Linked DNA regions of Homo sapiens: regions 1 and 2 are each linked to region 3. Evidence: chromatin contacts called from ENCODE Hi-C data. All regions are on one chromosome and are shown on one strand. Each heading gives the region's core, a stretch centred on a gene start or an enhancer-like site at or near the end of the contact. The rest is flanking DNA. Distances are from core to core; before and after follow the strand shown.

Region 1 (2,700 bases), core at 28-2,527, 1.5 Mb before region 3:
CTGGTGTGGAGGCACTGAAGCAGATCAGGATCACCAGGCATAATATCTGGAAGGGTGACATGGGAAAGGGGACCTCAATCAGCAACCAGGGCTGAGAAGATTGGTTTAAATTGGGGGTCCCATACTAAGATGCCTACGAGGGCTGGGGAAATGACATACAATAATAGCTAAACACTTTTTATGTGCTCACTGTGTTCCAAATTCAATCATCACGACAATCTAATGCTCTGGGTACTATTATTACTCTTTCTAATTTATAGACGAGAAAACTGAGGCACAGAGAGGTTTAATGGCTTGGCCAGGGTCACCCAACAAGTAAGGAGTAGAGTTGGGTGCCTCAGTTTCCTCTTTTCCCTTCTAGGTTACGGGCAGCCTGAGGGGAGTGGCGCTGCCAGGTGTTTTGTGAGCCCCGCTGACGCCAGCTTTGTGGCCTTGACCGGGGCGGAACACGCGGTTCCCCCAGCAACCCCTTTGGGAAGCGGTGAGAGTGACACCAGAGAGGCAGGACTCCGTTAAAGGCGCCGCACCCCTTTTACAAGTGACTCAAAGGCGGCGCCCACTTTGAGAAGGGTGGAAACCCCGAAAAGCTAAGGACATCCCGCCCGGCCTCTGAAGGGCGAGGAAGAACTGGCGAAGGGCGGGGCGCTCTACACCGCGGGACTAGCGCGGGGCGGGGGGGCCCCACCCCAACAGGCCCTGCCCCTGGGCGCGCTGCCAGCCCGCCCTCCTGTGCCCAGGCCGCGCCACGCCCTGCCACAGGAGGCCCCCACTTCCCAGCACCCTGGGACCCCTTCGATGCGTCCACTGATGAGTTCACGCAGGCTGTCCCCACGTAGCCCTCCGTATGCGTTATAGGCTCCTTGCTTCACCCCGGGGACCACCAGATCTCAACAACCTTCGTCAAACCCCACCGACTCGCCCTGCGCCCCGGGTTTCGGGCCTCCACCGTGAACCCACCCACCTGCACCCCACTGCCGAGCGCCCCGGCCAAGTGCCTGCCTCACCCGGACCATCCAGTTCCGCATGGTCCAGCCACCCCATCCCGCTTTTGCCCACGCGCCTGCCCCAGAACGCTCACAATCTCAGCAAACAGGAGGATTCCCTTTCGAGTGCGCGAGAAGTTGGTGCAGGCGGCCCAGCAGCCAGGAGCCGAGAGGCGCTCAGAATCCGCCATGGCATGGGCTGGAGTCCCTGGTGCCTCGGAGGATCTGCTCACTTGCTCGTGGTTTCGAGGACGCTGTACACCCAGCTGTCTTGCCCGCCGTCTGGCCGGGAAGGGGGCCCCGGGGCGAAGGAGGGAGTGAATCACCGCGCAGAGCTGACGCGGGCGGGGCCGGAGCCGGGCCAGGTGGCTGCCGCCCCGGAAGCCCCCTCGCCCCGCCCCCCAAGGATACTCCCAGCCTGGCGCACAGCCCCCGGGGCGCCCCATCGCAGGGGTGCTTGGCAGCTCCAGGTACCAGGAGCAGTAATAGCGGGACCCTTCGCCTTTTTGGAATGCAAATGCACCCGAGACAGCTTCAGCTTAGAACCGCGGGAATCTGGCTTTGGGATGGAGTGACTCAGTTTCCTTAACTGAATAAAACGGCCGAGGCAGAGTTAAATCCGAAAGACTTGGGGCCCAGTATGTTGCCAGAATTCGGAATATTTTTGATTTCAGAAAGTTTTCCCATGCATATACTCTCAGCGGGGTTTGGAGCTGCCGCGTTACAAAAAAAAAAAAAAAGGGCCAGGCGCGGTGGCTCACGCCTGTAATCCCAACACTGGGAGGCCGAGGCGGGTGGATCACCTGAGGTCGGGAGTTCGAGACCAGCCTGACCAACATGGAGAAACACCGTCTCTACTAAAAATACAAAAATTAGCTGGGCACGGTGACGCATGCCTGTAATCCCAGCTACTCGGAAGGCTGAGGCAGGAGAATCGCTTGAACCCGGGAGGCAGAGGTTGCGGTGAGCCAAGATCATGCCATTGCACTCCAGTCTGGGCAACAAGAGCGAAACTACGTCTCAAAAACAACAACAACAACAAAAACGGTATTTCTTCAAGAAAAGGTATGAACGTTCACAATAACTGGGTAAGGATTGAAAAGTGTTCCTCGGCTGGGCGCAGTGGCTCATGCCAGTAATCCCAACACTCTGGGAGCCTCAGGTGGGAGGATCGCTTGAGCCCAAGAGTTGGAGATCAACCTCGGCAACACAGTGAGACCTCATCTCTACAAATAATTTTAAAAATTAGCCCAGGCGGCCGGACGCGGTGGCTCAAGCCTATAATCCCAGCAGTTTGGGAGGCCGAGGTGGGCAGATCACGAGGTCAGGAGTTCGAGACCAGCCTGTCCAACATGGTGAAACCCCGTCTCTACTAAAAATACACAAAAAATGAACCGGGTGTGGTGGCGCTCGCCTATAATCCCAGCTAGTCAGGAGGCTGAGGCAGGAGAATCGCTTGAACCTGGGAGGTGGAGGTTGTAGTGAGCCAAGATTGCGCCACTGCACTCCAGCCTGGGCGACAGAGCAAGACTCCGTCTCAAAAAAAAAAAAAAAAAAGAAAAAAGAAAAAAATTAGCCCAGGCATGGTGGCACGTGCCTGTAATCCCAACTACTCGGGAGGCTGAGGTGGGAGGATTGCTTGAGCCTGGGAGTTCAAGGCTGCAGTGAACCATGATCAGACCACTGCACTCCTGCCTGGGCAACAGAGCAAGACCCT
Region 2 (2,700 bases), core at 85-2,584, 1.0 Mb before region 3:
GCGGGGAGTCCAGCTAAAGTAAGTGCAATTTGGGGTTTGTGGAGAGAGTTATGGTTTAGGAGTTTGGTGGATATTTGATAGCCTTGGGATCTGGAAGTTATGCTGGGTCCATCTTTATGGGTTTAAAAGGATGAATTTGGGGCTTAAACCTAGAAAGTTCAGGTCAGGGGATTGTGGAAAAGACTTTTTGCTTAAGAACTACCTCGGTATTTGAGTGTTCAGGAATTTTAATATGGGAACTCTGGGGTCTGTGCTGTGGATTTAGAAGGACAGATTTGGAGTTCAAGGATCAATGGAATATTCAACTTTGGGGTTTGTTGAACAGATTTATGACTTAGGAGCTTGGCAAACATCTGGGGTTCAGGAGTTTTGATGAGAGATTCCTGGGATGCAAAATGTTGAGTTTAGAATAGATTTGAGGTTCAGGTACAAATACAGTGCTCATTTATTGGAATTTGTGGAAAAGATTAGGCTTAGGCAGCAGACTAATACTGGGGGCTTTAGAGATCTTGATACGGAGACTGGGGCCAGTCATTGCAGACTTAGAAAGGCAAGTCAGAGTTTGCCATCTGGATGAGTCTTTGGTTCTGGGGCTCAGGGATTCACTGATCAGGTCTGAGGTCTTGAAGCTATGGACACATATGGACACAGATCTGGGTTTGCGGGTTGAGAACTGGCTTGCAAGTCCAGTCGGGGGTGGGGGGGTCACCTGAAGGCCGTAAAGGCGGATGAAGTAGGACTTCTGGGGGTTATCCTTCACGAAGCACACAGCCCCACAATGCTCCTTGGTCCAGTGCTCAGCTCCAGGGGGCAGCGCCAGGTACAGCTGAACAACTGCAGTGGCCAGCGTCTGGGAGAGGAAAGCAGGGGTCAGTGGAGTCTGGTCAGGGGTAGCCACAAGGTCTTGGAGCCAGACCTGGTCCTTCCTGCCTCATGACAGTCATGGGCCCAAAGGAAGAGCTGCAGCCAGAGGGAAGGCAAGTAGACATTGAGATCTTCCTGGGAAGGGTGGATTATGACGGGAAATTCTAGGAGAGGAGATGATGGAGAGGGAAAGGAGGAGCGGGAGGAGGGGAAGAGAGAGAAGGAGGAGAGGAAGAGGAAGAAACGGTGGGGACGGGGCGGGGGCAGGAGATCCCCAGCTCACCAAGCATTTTCGTCCAAGCATCTCAAAGAGTCGCTGGTTCTCGTGGTCCTGGAGGAGGGTGGAGGGTATGTTCTGCTGAACCGCTGGTGCTCCTCGGCCCCCGGGCCTTCCTCCCATTGGGCCCCCACTCATGGTGCTTTCTGCCCTTGTCTTCTCTGGCGAGGCTCTGGGTGCAGGGTAAGAAGAGGAACTTCCGCAATGAGCAGCAAGGGAACAGGAAATGCAAAAAACCACAAGGGACAAGGGAAACAAGTCCTCCAGGGGCCCCTTGGTGGGCCTGGCCTCCTCGTTAGGCTGAGCTTGGGCCCTCCGCCATCAGATTGGAACCCTCCTCCACTTGACTGCTTAGACCCACCTTTTGGATCAGCTTGGGTCCTCCTCCCCCTTTCTTACTCTCTGGGGCCCATCTCCTTCTGACTGGCTCAGACCCTCCTCCCTCTGGCTGGCAGCGAGAGCTTAGCACATCTGTGTGCAGGGCTCCCTGTGGCAAGGAGTAGTCATGGGCCTGGGTGGCCTCCTTTCTAAAGCACCTAGGTAGCCTGAGGCTGAGGCCCGAGGTCCCTAGTCCGGAAGGGTTACTACAGTAAAACTTTTCCTTTTGGCTGGGGACAATAGCTCACACCTGTAATCCCAGCACTTTGGGAGGCCGAGACGAGTGGATCACTTGAGGTCAGGAGTTCAAGACGAGCCTGGGCAACATGGCAAAACCCCATTTCCACTAAAAAATACAAAAATTAGCCAGGCATGGTGGCACACACCTGTAGTCCTAGCTGCTCAGGAGGCTGAGGCAGGAGAATCGCTTGAACCCAGGAGGCGGAGGTTGCAGTGAGCTGAGACTGCACCACTGCACTCCAGCCTGGATGATGACAGAGCAAGACCCTTGTCTCAAAAACAGCAACAACAACAACACAACAAAAACCCTTTTCCTTTTAATTACAGAGCGAGCCCCTGTGATCCACGCCTATCGTGAGTGCTTAGACACTGCCAATGACGCATATGCCTCTGGTCCACTTCCCCATCCCTTACCCTTGCCTCCCCGCAGCTCCCAAATTACTTTCTGCTTGTCATACTTTTTTTTTTCTTTTTTTTTTTGAGATGGAGTCTCACTCTGTCGCCAGGCTGGAGTGCGGTGGCACGATCTCGGCTCACTGCAACCTTTGCCTCCCGGGTTCAAGTGACTCTCCTGCCTCAGCCTCCCAAGTAGCTGGGACTACAGGCACACGCCACCACGCCCAGCTAATTTTTTTGTATTTTTAGTAGAGACAGGGTTTCACCATGTTGGCCAGGATGGTCTCGATTTCTCGACCTCGTGATCCACCTGCCTCGGCCTCCCAAAGTATTAGAATTACAGGCGTGAGCCACCGTGCCCAGCCCATCCCTTTTTTAAAGAAAGGAACTTTATATCATATATGAATGCCTGAACAACATCTTGTTTAGTTTTCATTGCACTTGAAGTTTGTAAAAGCACATAATCTTCAAAGGCTTGCTTTCTCCCCACTGGACATCCTAGTTTTATCTTAACACTCACATAGCACTTAACGTGTGTGCCAGTC
Region 3 (2,700 bases), core at 36-2,535:
AAGGAAGGAAGGGCTTAACTTGCTTGGGTTTTGAGCATTTGAAAAAAAAAACTTGCTTTTACATATGAAACACAAATTATCTGGGAAGACTTCCTTGGTAGGGGTGGGTGCTCTAGGCTCTACAGATGGAAATAGCATTTGGGGATTCATCCCATGGTCTGGATTCTTCTCCAGGCAAAGGCCCATTCTTGCTGGGTTATAAGTTCTTGTTTGAAAATCTAACCTGAAAAATAAATTCACTCAGTCACTCTAGTGCATAAGAATAAATTCACAAAAACCTTACCATTTAAATAAAAACATGGGAACTATGCCTAACTACAAGATGGCCAATCTTCGGCAGAGGACTTCAGCCACCCTCTCCATTTGACTATCAAACGAGGTGATTAGACAGAGAGTGTTGTCAATTTCCACTTGAGCCTCACTTATGGGTTGCGAGTGCAGAGCTGGAGTTATCAAAGATGAATTTTAGAAAACCTGTCTCTGTTTAAAACCTTTTAAATGCTTATACTCAGTCCCATTGCCAGGAGTGAAATCCAAACCTCCCGTGTGAAAAATCAATATCCAGGCCGACAGATCACACGGGATCTTCCTTATAGACCAGAACCATAGTCAATTTTTAGGTCCTTTTAAATATTAAACTCTTCACTTCCTCTACCTCCACCTGTGCGTCGCGCCTACCTTAGAACCCGCCAAATCCCATTAAATCCCACCCCCACCAGCCACACACGGTCTCCATAGGCTCCAGGCGCCGCTTTTGCAGTCCCCCATTGGCCGGTTTATTGCCAGACGGCCCCTGCTCGCACGCCCTAGTCTTCTTTGATCTCCTCGGATTCCGTGAAGCCCTGCCCTTCTCTTCTCCCCTTTGGCCCGTCTTCTTCCACTCAGGCCCGCCCCTCCCCAACTGGCTATTTGGTTGGCCAGCGCGCTTGCCACTTACGTCATTCACCCGCGCCACCCGGAAGCCGCGGTTCCTACCAACCGTTCTTATTGCTGGCGGCCTGAGGTAAAGGCCGCGCTTGGGTGTCCCTGGGTGGTCGGGTCCCCGAGTTGGGAGGGGCGGAAGGCTGAACCTCCAGCTTGAGCCGGACAAGCCGATTCCCAGCGTTGAGAGGGTAGAGATGAACTGTGTGTGAGGCCAAACTGGATCGGTCAACATGGTCTTCCCCCTCCCCACTCCCCAGGAGCCCATCATGGCGACGCCCCCTAAGCGGCGGGCGGTGGAGGCCACGGGGGAGAAAGTGCTGCGCTACGAGACCTTCATCAGTGACGTGCTGCAGCGGGACTTGCGGTGAGTGACAGTGCGGGGGGCGGGGCGTTTGGAACATTCCACGTGGTGGGTGGGGCGTTCAAAGTTAGGGCCAACCCTTTGAATTGGCGGGCGAGGCGTTCAGAGTCCGGCCCCGCGCTCCTTGGAGCGAGAAGTGGGGACGACATCCGGGGTGCAGTTTGGCTGGGACGTGGCGTTCATAGCAGGGGCGTGTCAGCGCATGCGCGGCCTCCGATGTTTAACAGATTAAGGCTTGTTTTCTGGAGCCACAGTTCTCGGGTTCGAATCCTGGCTCGGCCATTCTTCATCCTTGTGAATACGTCCTACCTCGCCTTTCTGTGCCCTATAAACTTTACTCTTCTGTGAAATGGGGAGTTTTCTGGAACCTTCCCCATGCAGTGGTTTTGAGTTTTTGATGTGTCCCATCTTTGTCAAGAATTTAGCATGGATGCCTGAAACATAGTAGAGGTTCAATGAGTATGAAGAAATATTATTGCAATCTTTGTTAATCTAAGCAGGAAATAAGGTGTTCAGAACTAGGCCTATGAGCATCCTAAAAGGGATGGAGGATTTTTCTAGGGTGAGGATGGGACATTATGATTGGAGTTCAGTATTGGGAGTATAATAATAGTAATTATAACTAACATGTATATAGAGAGTTTACCATTTGATAAGCATTATTCTAGATGCTTTGTAGTAAACGCTCATTTAATCCTAATGACTCTACAAGGTAATACTGTCATCTGTATTTTATAAATGGGGAAACTGAGTCCCAAACAGGTTATTTACTTGCCAAAGTCACACATCTATAAAGGATAGAGCCCAGATCCAAACCCAGGCAGTCTGACCCAGAGCCGAAAATTAACTTATGCACTAAAAAGCCTTTTCAGTGTATGGTGACATGAGAGTCTCAGAGGGTCATGATATGAGGTATACTAGGAGGAATGGGGCTGCCTATTGGTCACCATTGTACTTTCGTCCCATCAGAAAGGTGCTGGACCATCGAGACAAGGTATATGAGCAGCTGGCCAAATACCTTCAACTGAGAAATGTCATTGAGCGACTCCAGGTAAAGACTATGGGATTGGGTACCATTTTTTTGGTATGTGTGGGCAAGGGAGGGAAATGGGAAGAGAGACTCCAGACCCAACCCTGTCACCTGACCTAAGAGTTCACCACTGACCCCTACCTCTTTTTCCCTGGCCCCACAGGAAGCTAAGCACTCGGAGTTATATATGCAGGTGGATTTGGGCTGTAACTTCTTCGTTGACACAGTGGTGTGAGTGTCTACCCGCCCCTCTGAGCCCACAGGGTTCAGCTTACCCCTTCCCTCATGCAACTTATATTTTTTTGAGTATCTTCTATGTACCAGGCACTATGCGAGGTTTTATATCCCAGTAGGATATAAGCTAGGTGCTGGGGATGTGACAGTG

The links. A loop is a pair of places that touch in the nucleus more often than their neighbours do. Pooled maps may share reads with other maps.
Region 1: a loop to region 3 is called in a map of naive thymus-derived CD4-positive, alpha-beta T cell, with 8 times the contacts of the local background. The contact joins the promoter of PLP2 here to the promoter of UXT-AS1 in region 3. A Hi-C loop is called at or near these places in 2 of 168 maps with a recorded cell type or tissue (esophagus muscularis mucosa and naive thymus-derived CD4-positive, alpha-beta T cell), 1 of 37 single-sample maps with no recorded cell type and 10 of 50 pooled maps.
Region 2: a loop to region 3 is called in a pooled map, with 5 times the contacts of the local background. The contact joins the promoter of WAS here to the promoter of UXT-AS1 in region 3. A Hi-C loop is called at or near these places in 4 of 37 single-sample maps with no recorded cell type and 7 of 50 pooled maps.

Annotation. Positions count from the first base shown.
Region 1 is chrX:49,170,475-49,173,174 of GRCh38, reverse strand. It overlaps PLP2 (proteolipid protein 2), which reads right to left and starts at 1,277. Exons shown (of 5, transcript NM_002668.3): 1 at 1,079-1,277; 2 at 1-46. The coding sequence starts at 1,174. RefSeq lists silencers at 581-780, 1,301-1,400.
Region 2 is chrX:48,682,433-48,685,132 of GRCh38, reverse strand. It overlaps WAS (WASP actin nucleation promoting factor), which reads right to left and starts at 1,334. Exons shown (of 12, transcript NM_000377.3): 1 at 1,148-1,334; 2 at 710-850. The coding sequence starts at 1,279.
Region 3 is chrX:47,657,418-47,660,117 of GRCh38, reverse strand. UXT-AS1 (UXT antisense RNA 1) reads right to left here and starts at 1,285. Exons shown (of 2, transcript NR_028119.1): 1 at 938-1,285; 2 at 7-223. UXT (ubiquitously expressed prefoldin like chaperone) reads left to right here and starts at 938. Exons shown (of 7, transcript NM_004182.4): 1 at 938-1,003; 2 at 1,182-1,288; 3 at 2,255-2,336; 4 at 2,479-2,546. The coding sequence starts at 1,191. RefSeq lists silencers at 669-1,008, 1,287-1,366 and enhancers at 589-1,090, 847-1,106, 1,091-1,594.